4 separate regions of the Homo sapiens genome follow, and all the other regions are linked to region 3. The links are chromatin contacts, found by Hi-C or POLR2A ChIA-PET in ENCODE. All regions are on one chromosome and are shown on one strand. The core of a region is the stretch at or near the end of the contact, and the rest is flanking DNA. Distances in the headings are between cores, read along the strand shown. Region 1 holds the start of LINC01805 (long intergenic non-protein coding RNA 1805). Region 2 holds the start of SERTAD2-AS1 (SERTAD2 antisense RNA 1). Region 3 holds the start of LINC00309 (long intergenic non-protein coding RNA 309). Region 4 holds the start of SERTAD2 (SERTA domain containing 2).

Region 1 (3,275 bases), core at 137-2,636, 280 kb after region 3:
GCATCTACAAAATCAAGGAGCTGAACTAAATGATTTCCATGTTTTTTTCATATTTCAAGTTCTAAGATTCTGACTTAAAATGTCTGATTTTTTACTAAGAAATAGATTTTTTTAAAAGCGAGGAAAGAGCAGGAGAAGCAGCCTGAAAGAAAAGGAATGCAGAAGAGGGAGACAGGGTCACTCCTGGGACCAGTGAGAGCCAAAGACCAACTCTGCCTGCTGCATGATTTAGACAAGACTCCCGATTTTAACTCAGGACTGTAAGAGTGCCCTGCAAAAGGACTCACGCCTCTAGTGATCCCAGGTAAGGCCCACACATAGGTTTCTCTGACATGCTGTTGGAGTCATGATGACACAGTAGTTGAGGGCATGGGCTTTAGAGGCTGCTGCCCCTGGATTCAATGATTATCATTTTCATCACAGCATTTACTGAGCGTTTATGACATACCTGGAAATATCTCAAGACCCAGCCTCTTCACTTACTAGCTATGTAACCTTAGGGAAGTGACTTAACTGCCACAAGCCTCTGCTTCCTCATCTGTAAAATGGGTGTCATAATAGTTTACTTCTCACAGGGATGTTGTGAGGATTCAATGAGTCAAGAACAGTATCTGGCACGGGCTCAAGCATCAAGAACAGTATCTGGCACGGGCTCTTCCTAAAATGTTCCTCCTTGCCTTTTACACACAGCTCAAATACCAAACATCCACAAAACTTCCCCAATTGTACTCCACCTCCTCTGTCTCCCCCGAGCACTTTGTTCCTGCCTGCTGGCTTTCTTTCTGCACACATTATTTAAGAGGTAGAATGATCAGGATTTCTAGCTCTGTATTTCATTCACCTGCTCACAAATCTATCACCTGTGTGGCTCACCATACCTTATCTTTGGGTTCCTGAAGCGTTGGTCAATGACAAACACACAGGATCTCAACAAATTTAAATGGATTGAGTAAATAATATTCAGCCATCTCTCAAGATCAAAGCAGACAGTATGATCAGTAGTACGTGCCACACCTTTTGGTTTCACCACCTCAGTGAGCATTAAGGATTTTTGTCAGGCGAAACTGATGTGTGATTGTAAAGCTGCTCCTCACATGAAACCACCAATTGCTCAAGCTAAAAGTAACAATTCCTCACAGCTGGCAGGCCAGCCCATCTGCAACTGGCCGTGGAGCCTGTGTTAACGGGTGCGGTGCTGCTAGTTTGGAAGCTGACCAAAGAGACAGTAAACACAAAGGTTGCCTGGGTGCATAAATACAAAACGAGCTCCTCCTTGCCTCATCCCCGAAACAGGCCAGTCACAGCATCAGGGACTCCACAAGTGTCTACTTGTCAGCTCCTGTCAAGTGCAACGGCAAGGACCTACCACCCTCAAGCTGCAGATATTAAGGATGAAATTGCAGGAGCTGCGGTTTTATAAGAAGCCAAACATTGTGTGCATTCAGAAAAAGATATTTTTCTAAGGTGAGTACATGGCAAGGTCATGTATACGGAGAGGAAACATTTCCCCACTTCTGGCTAAAAGAAAATGTGTTAAACGTGTTCACCCGGCTAACTACAGAAAGAACCTCTGGGGACAATCTGGTATGCCGCATGAGACTGACCATGTGGCACCTCATTTCTCATTAGTGCAAATCTTAGGGAAGCAGTACAAAGTGCTTTTGAACCTATAAGGGAAATGAGACGGATAACTGGCTGGGGTGGCATGAAGTTTTCTAAGTAAATAGTGGAATAAAATGTATGAATATAATTTTTATTCCCTTGTGTTGATTAGAATTCAACTCGAGGGCATGGTAAGGCTTACAGGATCACAATGGTGATCTCTCAAATGACTGGAATTTTTTTAAAAAAAACTCTCTTATTCTCAATTCCTCTTTTCTATCTGTGTGTTTTTATTAATTCACTCATTTATTTATTTGTACCCTATGCCATTCCTGAACGCAATGCAGCCTTATGCTCTGCAGGCACTGGGGAACTGACAATGGCTTTTGAGCAGGGCAACTACATGATCAGACATGAATTTTAGATGATCTGGAATCAGCGTTGAGGATGGAACTAGAGAAGACAGAGGTTGGTAGTCCTCCAGATGAGTCCTGACTAGATACCATGAAGGAGAGAAGACACATTATTTAAGAGGCAGAATGATCAGGATTTCTTGACTGGGTGACTGTGGACAGTAGCAAAACAGTGAAAAAATAACTAGAAAGTGACTTTTTCCATGACTTTGTGAATGATGACACTAACTCAAGCAGATTGACAATATAGGAAGTGGACCAGTTTTGGAGTATGGGTAGTAGAAAGCTCGAGGAAGTGCTTTAGAGAAAGGCGCCATATAATGATGCTAAGATTTCAATTCTCTGTCAAGTTGCCAGTGCAGGTGACAGAACATGTGGCTAATGAAGGTCTACTCTTGCTCCCTGTGGGCTGATTGCCAGCTGCACCCTTTGAAGTTGTCCTACATCCTCATCATGCCTGATGGTGACCGCTAGGCTCACTAGAGGAACTTTGAGAGAGTGTGGAAATGGAACAGTACAAGCCCAGAGACATCCTTAGGGACCCAGCCAGAAGGCCTCTCCTACCGATGGGATGGTGGGATTGGAGCAGTGCCAGTTTTGCTTCTTCTTAATTTTTGAAGGGTGGGCAGAAATCTATTGCCAGTGGAACACTGAGTATGCAAGGGTAGATGACCTCACAACTAGGGTGACTGTCCTCAGGCCCTGCCTTGAGTACTGTCTCCCAGTCTGTCTTCACAGCTCGAGGAATGGATCAGGGAGAAGAATCCTCCTTTCCAATCATCCTAGTCTCTCTCTTTCCCCCCAGACACCTTCTATCTATCTCGGAGCCTCTGCTGCTCTTTCTGTATCCCTGGAATGACTTCCTTTTCTACACTGGGTGAGTCTCTGAGCTGGGATACTTCCTGGAAGGGAGAGCCGTTATCTGCTGGAGCAGTCAGCTGTGGACTCGCTAGGCTGTGTCTATGACTGCTGCACAAATAGAAGGATTTCGTTCAGCTTGGGAATTTTTTGTGTATTCTTTACCTATTATCTCATCTTGTTTCTAAAAAGATTCGCTGCATCTTGCAGTATAACAGGAGTTGTTTGCTTTTATTTTATTTTATTTTATTTTATTTTATTTTTTATTAGAGGGACTGGGGATGCCCTCCTTGGGGCTGAGCCAAGGTGCAAAGGTAGAGCTCCCCCTGCTGGCTGACTTTTGCTCCTGCAGCCCTCGGGCGTCTGACGCTTTCGCGTTTATGAAGTCTTGTAGTTTCACAG
Region 2 (2,865 bases), core at 349-2,848, 430 kb after region 3:
ATTTGTTTTTAGAAAAACAATATCATAAACTGCAGAATCTGTACAAAAATATAAAATAAATTTGGGCAGCAGTTTTCTAAACAGCCATGTAAATGCAACACTTACGAGGAGTAGTTAATGCCTCTAAAAAGGCCGAATTGCCAAGTCAACCTATACAGGGCAAAAATGCCAGAAAAGGTACTGAGATTATCTAAATAAGATATATATATATAGTTTTCTTCTTTACCTCTTGCAATAAAACTTATAGAAAAAATAGACAAATATGCACATGCAATTTACAGCTTTTCCAACTTAATCCTTGTGCTTCACTTGAACTGTTTATTTTTGTCATTCAACATTGCAACATTGTCTTCAAATGGATTCTTTCCTATACCAGGGTAGTAGGTCTCTGAGGAACCACTCAAAAAAGTGTATTAAAAGTGGTCATACTTGGATGAAGGCACTCCAACTCTGCTCAAAGCAAAAACTAGTGTGATCCTGTTGTAAAATTTTCTTTTTCTCTGAAAAAGGCAAGCAAGGGTGCATGCACAGTGTGGAGAACTGTCAGGGTTATGGGAACGCTCTGGGGTCTGGGTGGGCATAGTCGCTGGGTCCCTGGGTCTTAGGACCCAACAAGCACCTCCATGATGTGGTCCAGCTCTGTGAGGTCCATTTTGAAAGGCTGACTTGGGGTGACAGGCTGACTGCTGTAAGGAGCCAGAGTTTTGAGGAGGTCGTCGGCAGACACAGGGGCCATTTTTGAGGCTGTCCCTGATGAGGAAGTGCAGGGGTCAAAATCATACATGGACGTATCAATGTCAGCAAACAGGATGTCATCCAGGGTCAAGTCTGTCAGGAAACCCGTGGACGTCGTTATTTCAAAATTCCCAGGCAGAGAGTCCATCAGTTTTGAGTCATCTGCGCGGCTCTCTTGAGGACCGTCGAGTTTCTGGGTGCCAGCCTCGCTGGAGGTCCCTTTCACACTGTCAGTCGCAGCCGTGGCCGCCTCTGTGGAGGTAGATGTGGGACAGAGCTCCTCGATCTCGTCCAAGGCAGAGGAGAAACTGTCCTTTTCTGGCAAGAGGGCTGGAGGTGACAGTTTGGTGGGAGCCGTGGGCTGCATGGCCTGGGAGGTGCAAAACGTGTCATCGTCGTCCTCGAGCAGTGAGGCCGGGGTGAGGCAGGCCTCCAGGGGCGTAGTGCTTCCGAGGTCGCAGGGGTGGGAGGACGGGGACGCCAGGTGGCTGAAGGCCGGCGGGGCCTCTCGGTAGCTGTCGCTGGGCTCGGTGGTGGGCTGGGAGGAGGGGGTGAACATGGGCCTCAGGCTGCCTTCCTGTTTGAGTTCCTCCTGGATCCGCCTCAACATGTTGTTAATTAAAACGGTCTTTTGCAAGCTGGGCTCTGTCAGGGGCCTGTGGTTATAGAGTTTCATAAGGGAAATGTTGAAGATAGTCTGGCGCTGTAAGGTGTAAGACACCTTGGATGGACCGTCACAGGGAGACACGATTTTGCCTTCCAGCCCATCTTCATGCTCATCAAACTTCCGTTTTCCTCCTTTACCCAACATATATCTGCAGAGGGGAGAGAGAGGAAATGGCATTAATCACATGAAAGCTGATTTCTCCCATAAAAAAAGAGACTGATTTAGAGGGCAGGACTTGGACCTCAGTTTCCTGCCCAGGGTTATTTACAAGTACACGTGGATTAATTAGGGGTGGGAGGAAGGAAGACCTTTTACAATAAGAGAGAGTTAGAAAATCCACCTTTGTATGCCTGTGGAGCAATTTTTATCACTAGGTAGTCTGGTGAGTGTATTTCTTGAGAAATGTGTACGACACAGACAAGTTAAGAATTACCATGGAAACCATGATTTTGACTTTCTCAGCTCATGTGCTTGTGTTCGCATGCCTAAGATTATCATGCAGGTTCGATTTCCCTCCCCCACGTAGATTTATTTTTAAAGCCCAAGAAAACACTTACAATGCTATGACCTAAACAGATACAGGTGTCATAGATTACAGCTTGAGCACTTCTTAAAGGATTAAAAGAACCAAGTTAAAGAAAGGTAACATGTATAATTTGGGTAGAACTGTGTGTGCTTTCAAAATGCTTTTCCTTCCTCATTAAGCACGGAGTCTTTCTGCCTGGTTGGGGACATGTGGTGAAGCACTGCACCTGTGTTAAATGACCACAGTGACTGAGCCGCCGCCACTTTTCATTTAGAATCAAGGGGAGGAATGCGTATGTCCCAGCCTAAGTTCTTCCTTGGCTCAACTTCATCCACACACAGTTATGTTTGAAGACAACTGGATTAATTTTGAAGTAATTAGCTCTGATTATAAGCATTGCTGTTTGGGTACTCGAGACATTTCCTAACAAACTACCTCCTGTGATTCCAGAGATACATGCATATTTTGAGGAAACCATGACCTCATATCTCAGACCCTGAGAATCTGGTAATGGGTTGAATTTTAAAACTGCAGCCAGGAACTCCTGCCCCATCTTGCCTGCTGCTCACAGGCCAGGCTGTGTCCTCTCTTGCTCTGGCCTTAGTGAATACATTTTATCAACTGGTTGTCACCTTCTGGGGAGTGGGCCTTCCAACTTTCCAAGATCATGTGACATCGTCACAACCTCCTTTCAGAACTTCTACTGTCTAAACAGAACAATCTCAAGTTCATTAGCCTTTGCCTCAAAGATCTCACTTTCTAACCATTTAACAAGAAACCTGTCTTTTGGTGTTCGGACCAGGATCGTGGTTCGAATGAAGCCAGGCCCATGCTTGCTCCCTCACCGTCCCCGCCTCCAGCTACAGCACTCTCAGGGACTCCTGCTAATCCTGTCCTCAGTGTGACTCACTCTCATGTCTTCATATACAGGCAACTG
Region 3 (2,804 bases), core at 279-2,778:
AACCCAGTAAAACCTGATGGACTTGTTATAGCAAGTGACTGTGAGGGACACTCACAGTATGATGACTGTGGCTTGCTAGTCTACCATGGGGACAGGAATGAGGGTGGGTCACAGGAGGTCCTAACGGGGAGGCAAATCTGCTTTAGCAGCAGCTCGTTTCAAGAGGCTGGGTGTTGCGGCATTAATTCTCCTGGGTTGGGAGCCTGGGCAGGGTGGGTGTCAAGTGGCTCTGGCAACTGGACCCCTTCGGGGTTGCCCTCAGGATCAGGATGAAAAGGGGGAAGTCAGGCTGGAGCAGCAGCGCGGTTCACGCAGAGAGCACCCCAGGCAGCCACGAACTGGCTTGCTCCGTTCAGATTTCTCTTAAACAGCAGTTTTCCGTTTCTGTTCTATGGCCTCTGAGGGAATTTCCCAAATTAACCTTCACTAAGCTTTCCTGAGGGACTGTTTTTGAGCGCTGATGGGGGAATTTCCCCCTTTTGACCACACTGTTGCCCGGAGACTTGTTGCTGCTCTTCATCTGGGGATTTTCTCACTGGCATTTTGCTACTTCCTGTTTCCCAAGAGTCTCTGCTCTCTGGGAACTGAAGATTTATCAAGAGAAGGGGACAAACAGCCTTTAGGAAAAAGGGGAGGAGGGTGTATTTAATACAGTGGTGCTTTTCTTCCCCTCCTTTAGTTCTTTGCTACAGTAACATTGGATTTGAAAATCAGGCCCAGGGAGCTTGCTGAGAGCTTCGGATTGATTACGCTAAACATTCCACAGGAACTTGAGTTGTACGGTGTAATCACAAATCACATAAATGATTGTTTTATTAGAATATCTATCCTCTATTTGGGATGGATAGAAACCCCTGTGTTAAAAGAAACCACTAAAGAAATCATTACTCCTTTTACTTAGTGAAAATGCACTACCACTTGTTGAATGTTTCCTGTGTGTCAGCCATGGCACTGGGGCTTTGCATACATTTCTCGTCTGATGCTAGCAACAACCTGGAGGAGTAGGGCTTATTCAGACTCATTTAATAGATGAGCGAACCAAGCCTCGAAGAGGCTCTGAGAGGTTAACTGACAACCACATTTTCCCGGCTGGTATTAAGCAAAGCTCCAATTCTGTGGATTCCTAAAGCCTATGCTCATATTTACTCAGCTATAAATTTGTATTGAACTGGGGATTTGTTTCATGGGTCTCTTAGGTGCTATTACCAGGAAAGCAGCAGGAGAGACCCCGAGAAGAAGCAGATCCCCAAAACCAGAGGTGAAAATATTTTAGGGAGCAGTATTGATAGTCCTTGGCTTAACCCTGTGCACTTGCCAGGCCCTTTTGCCATGTCACCTGGAAAAAGCTGCTGACTTGAAAGGTGACAGGAATAAATATATTTAAAAAGCTTCAATTGAACGAATTCATTAGTTCTTTCTCTTAGAGAAACTTTCCACCTAACCACTGCTGTCACCTTGCTACTTCCTACCCTAGCTTTGTACATTTTATCAAGGGTATTAGAAATAATTCCCCTGGGGACAGGTCCCAGAATCTCTCTGGCCCTGCTCTGTGGAAGTTGACATCTAGAGAAAATAATGTTCTGGAATTGCTCTACCTCCTTGACTCTTGATGCTCTTAAGCCAGATGAGTGTCTGTGCATGCATGTGTGCACGTGTGTCTGTGTTCTTGTGGTATGAGGTTCTTGGGGGATGGATTATTAGCCACAGTTGACCTTTGCAAAGTTCTCCAAGTATTAAATATTTTCACTTCCACTGGAGGAGTGATCAGCATACACGAGGGGGTGCTGGAAGCAGCTTGGGGAGTGACCTGGCTGTTCCTGGGAGTTCCTGAGGAAAGGGGGTGCAAAATCTGCATTGGTGCCCCCTGCTTCCTGCACACTTTGCAGCAGCTCTTCCTCTCCAGGGTTTGTCTAGGAGGGCTCCTAGCTGTATTGTCTTCATCCACATAGTGAACTCTGATAACCACCAAATGTTGAGAGTTGACTAGTTGCCTAATAGTTTACCTGCATTGACTTAACTTGATCCTCACCCATGAAGGTAGGCAAAATGATTCCGTTTAAAACAAAACAAAACAAAAACAGTGAGAAGACCAAGGCCCTGGAAGGTTAAAATGGCCCAAACCTACCGGCCGGGCGCGGTGGCTCACGCCTATAATCCCAGCACTTTGGGAGGCCGAGGCGGGCGGATCACGAGGTCAGGAGATCGAGACCTTCCTGGCTAACACAGTGAAACCCCGTCTCTACTAAAAATACAAAAAATTAGCCGGGCGTGGTGGCGGGCGCCTGTAGTCCCAGCTACCCGTGAGGCTGAGGCAGGAGAATGGCGTGAACCTGGGAGGTGGAGCTTGCAGTGAGCCGAGATCACGCCACTGCACTCCAGCCTGGGTGACAGAGTGAGACTCCGTCTTGAAAAAACAAACAAACAAACAAACAAACAAAAAATGGCCCAAACTACCTAACTAGTAAGTCAAGGGGTTGAGATTCAAATATTGGTGGGTCTGATTCATAGCTGTAGCTTTATTATGGCCAGGGGTGGGTGAGTGGAGTAAATCTTATTTATTTTTTAATCACTAGGAAACTATATCCTAGCCTTGAAGTTGCAAATATACAGGCTGTTATCATTTCAAATAATCAGGTGGTAGAAAGAGAGCAAGATTCTAATCAGCACAATGCCCAGGCCAGGGAAGGAACGTGGCGCGACCCAGAGGACCCTGGCTTGACCAAAAGTGGTATTTGGAAAAGGGGGCACCGATCCTCTTTTGTGCTAAAGGGGACATGGTTTTCTTATCTTCACTGTTTCCAAGG
Region 4 (3,208 bases), core at 539-3,038, 450 kb after region 3:
AGAAAAAAAACCCTGAAAAAATAAACAGAAAAGCAGAGATCCACAAACAAACTATTCTTGTTCACTCCAGAAGTTGGGATCTTAGGATGGATATTTTCATCTTCACAGCACACCCTAGCACACTCATATCAGAATAGACTGCTATAAAAAGGGGGAGGGATGGGAGCTGCCAGGGTGAGACATGCCTTCTGCTGAGCTGAGCAACTACCCCCAACCCCCATCGGCCAAGCAGCCCAGACGCTCTCAGGTGGACGGTCCTTCAGGGGCGGAGCGAAGCCCAAAGCCCACTTCACTCTTGTCAGGGACTAGTCTCTAACTACAAAAAGCTACTGTGAACACTTAGGGCCTCAGGAATCCTGGTGACTACAACTTCTAGCCTCTTTACACACATTATGGATATTTCTTAACATACATTGGGAAATCAAAAAGCGTATTTCATGAACAAAGCTTGAAAACATGTACTCTCTACCCTAAGCCCAACTGAGGCTGCCCAATTCGATTCAAATAAAAACTGCTGTGGTCTGAGGCTGGCTGTCTCACTCTGCTGACTGTCCTCCCCATTCAGTGTCTGTGAAAACTTACTTTCTACCTCCTGAAACGACTCGGCTTGCAAGCAAAAAGTTATTCCAATGCAAACTATACCTGATATTTTCGTGAAACTTAGAAACTAAACCTAAAACTCGACTCCCATCGCAATCTATTACTACCACTTCTGCTAAAGGTAACTTATAGCCAAGAAAACAAAACAAAATACGATTTTCTGTCCATGTAGTGGCCCTGTGACGACACCCCCTCTCTTACTGGTACAAAGTCTAGGGCTTGGGACAGCTGGCTCCCCTCAGCCCCCTCCCTTTCAGTCATAGGCGGTTACCACGAAGATGACTTGTAGATTTCTAACTTAAAAACCAACGAGACGTTAAGTTTAATATACATGTAGATCCCAAATCAATTCATTTGGGCATGGACGAAAGAAAAGAGGGTGGAGAGGAAGGTTTTCAACATTATTAAAAAAAACACCGGGAAATTCACAAAAACGCACTACAGTAAGTTGGATGCAAACCCGGCCACGGAACTCAAAAGTGAAGCAGCCTTCGCGCCAGCAATCCGAGCCTTAAAAAAAGTCTCGCACGTTCACAACAACACAACCGCCACAACGCGCACACACATCCCAGCTGTAGAGGCGACAGCTCCAGGCGCCCCCGCCCGCCGCTCGGCTCTCCGAGCTCCCGACCCCCTCCTGACCCCGGCCCTGCCCCCCAGCGGCTCAGCCCGCAGGCGCCGGGGGTCCGAGAGCGCGGGGCCCGGACCGGGGCCGCGGGAGGGAGCGCTCCTCCCGTACCTGCTCCGTCCCCGGCTCCCTCCCGCGGCGGCGCCCGGCCCCTCCTCCGCCCTCCGGGCTCTCCCAGCCCTGGCCGAGTCCCAACACCGGCCCCCCATCCACCCGGAGCCCCCCGCGCCCGCGGATCCCCTCCAGCCCGACGCCGGGAGAACTTACCACATGCAGCTCCACCTGGGAACTAACGCATCAGGAGGGGTTTCCGCCCACTCCTCAGCTACTCCCGCTCCATGCGGAGTGCCCCGCTCCAGGGGCCCGAGGGTGGCGCCGGGGAGCGGGCAGCAGGCGAGGCTGAAGCTAAGACTCCGCCGTTCTCTGCCTGCGCGCCCCGAGCATTATACAATGGTGGAGGCGGCGGCGGCAGGCAGCGGAGGAGGAAGCAGGAGGCGGGCGGAGGGGGCGCCCTGACCGAGCGAGCGGTACGTCGTGCTCCAGCACTCGCCGTGCAGGAGTGACGTGCGGCCCGCGAGCCTCCCGCGAGCTCCGGGCCCCGGCGCCGCAGGCCCCGCCCCTGGCCGCCCGACCCCGCCCCCGCCGGCCCCGCCCCGGCCCGCCTCTCCCCGGCGGTCCCGGGAGGCGCGATAAAGGCCGGGGCCGGCCGCGGCCGGCCGCGGCCGCAGGAGGAGCAGGAAGGGGCGGCGGGGCGCAGTGGGCGCCTGGTGGCAGCGCCGCCCCCAGCTCCCTGCCGGGCCGGCGCGCCCCTGATTTTCTCGTAAGGACGGGCTGAAAGAGGAGGGGAGACAGAAGGAGACACTCCGGCCCGAGGACCACCACTGCCACTAGTAACGCCCCCTACACACTCTAGAAGTGCTCAGGCGAATGACGAAGCGGCTGGTGACAAAGGCGGCGGCGAGTGCAGCGCGTGCACAGCCCGCGGAGCCGCGCGACCGCAAATATGACAAGCATTTGAGCTATTTGGCAACGTGGGGCCGGTCAGCGGGGCGGGCAGGGTCCCCGCGGGGGGCGAGGGGCAGAGAGCTGGCCCGGGCGCCCGTCTCGCTGCCTGCAGGGGTTCCTGGGCGGGGGTCCGCTGCGGGACACTCCTCCGAGGCCCGCACTGGTCCGAACGGCAGGATGGGGGCTCCAGCCGTGAGCCGGGGACAGAAAAAGTCCCTTGCCCGCGTGGCCTCAGCCCGACACGAGAAGTGGGTCACCAAGTCCACGGCACTTTGGGAGCCGGACCGAACGAGTTGCATCCTTCGGGGCCGGCCGGGGCTCGGTGCAGACCCGGCAGGAGGGAAGCCAAGCTAGGAGACGCAGCCAGGTCGGAGGCGCAGTCCTCTGCCCACAAGTTTCACATTGATAGCCTTTCCCTCCCGTGGAGTAAGCTTATGCTTGGAACTACTTAAATTTACCAGGGAAATTTATACTAGTTGGAAGAGAATGTGTGTATGCCCAAATGGTGAGAATTTAAGAGCACTAGGGAAAGAGGCCAGATAGATGGTTCCACTGGAAAATTAATGATTATTTTAAAAATTACACGTGCATTCAGCGTCAAGATGTAAAAGGCAATGCAGGCAGGCACCTTAAAATTTTGGCTGCCACCCCAATCAATATCATTTCAGATCACTTTGGAGTTTAATGGTCCACTATACTAGTTGTATTTAAGAATAATAAAGCTTTAAGACCTAACATAAAGGCGATTGTAAGTCGTTAACATCAAGAGAAATTTAGACTTGTTTAAACTGTTCTGTAATGATTTGTTATCAATCAAATTGATGATCTCATCGAAATTAAACTTGTGCTGAAATGTTGATAGAGGAGACAACGCTTCTTGTTTTATCTTTAAGGAGGATGGAAAAGGTTTTTACTGGACCCTCAGTATAATTAAAGTCTTATACAGTATAACCTAAGCCAAAAGCTAATTATTTG

The links. Hi-C counts contacts between places; a loop is a spot of excess contacts on that map. ChIA-PET counts read pairs that join two places held with the same protein, here RNA polymerase II (POLR2A). Pooled maps may share reads with other maps.
Region 1: a pooled map shows a loop between it and region 3 (2.4-fold over the local background). The contact joins the promoter of LINC01805 here to the promoter of LINC00309 in region 3. A Hi-C loop is called at or near these places in 1 of 37 single-sample maps with no recorded cell type and 3 of 50 pooled maps. POLR2A ChIA-PET finds 5 or more read pairs at or near these places in 3 of 52 experiments (PC-3, WTC11 and common myeloid progenitor, CD34-positive).
Region 2: a loop to region 3 is called in a pooled map, with 1.8 times the contacts of the local background. The contact joins the promoter of SERTAD2-AS1 here to the promoter of LINC00309 in region 3. A Hi-C loop is called at or near these places in 2 of 37 single-sample maps with no recorded cell type and 8 of 50 pooled maps.
Region 4: a map of naive thymus-derived CD4-positive, alpha-beta T cell shows a loop between it and region 3 (2.7-fold over the local background). The contact joins the promoter of SERTAD2 here to the promoter of LINC00309 in region 3. A Hi-C loop is called at or near these places in 1 of 168 maps with a recorded cell type or tissue (naive thymus-derived CD4-positive, alpha-beta T cell), 3 of 37 single-sample maps with no recorded cell type and 10 of 50 pooled maps. POLR2A ChIA-PET finds 5 or more read pairs at or near these places in 3 of 52 experiments (activated B cell, activated CD4-positive, alpha-beta T cell and activated naive CD4-positive, alpha-beta T cell).

The regions. Positions count from the first base shown.
Region 1 is chr2:64,484,967-64,488,241 of GRCh38, forward strand. LINC01805 (long intergenic non-protein coding RNA 1805) reads left to right here and starts at 1,387. Exons shown (of 3, transcript NR_147011.1): 1 at 1,387-1,464. RefSeq lists an enhancer at 1-298.
Region 2 is chr2:64,635,326-64,638,190 of GRCh38, forward strand. It overlaps SERTAD2-AS1 (SERTAD2 antisense RNA 1), which reads left to right and starts at 1,599. Exons shown (of 2, transcript XR_940172.3): 1 at 1,599-2,865. SERTAD2 (SERTA domain containing 2) reads right to left here. Exons shown (of 2, transcript NM_014755.3): 2 at 1-1,550. The coding sequence starts at 1,546. The coding sequence ends at 602.
Region 3 is chr2:64,203,957-64,206,760 of GRCh38, forward strand. It overlaps LINC00309 (long intergenic non-protein coding RNA 309), which reads right to left and starts at 1,529. Exons shown (of 6, transcript NR_033837.1): 1 at 1-1,529. RefSeq lists an enhancer at 294-623.
Region 4 is chr2:64,652,125-64,655,332 of GRCh38, forward strand. SERTAD2 (SERTA domain containing 2) reads right to left here and starts at 1,789. Exons shown (of 2, transcript NM_014755.3): 1 at 1,496-1,789. LOC124907776 reads left to right here and starts at 1,947. Exons shown (of 1, transcript XM_047446580.1): 1 at 1,947-3,099. The coding sequence starts at 2,156. The coding sequence ends at 2,587. RefSeq lists silencers at 753-832, 1,133-1,462, 1,571-1,865, 1,603-2,422 and an enhancer at 3,204-3,208.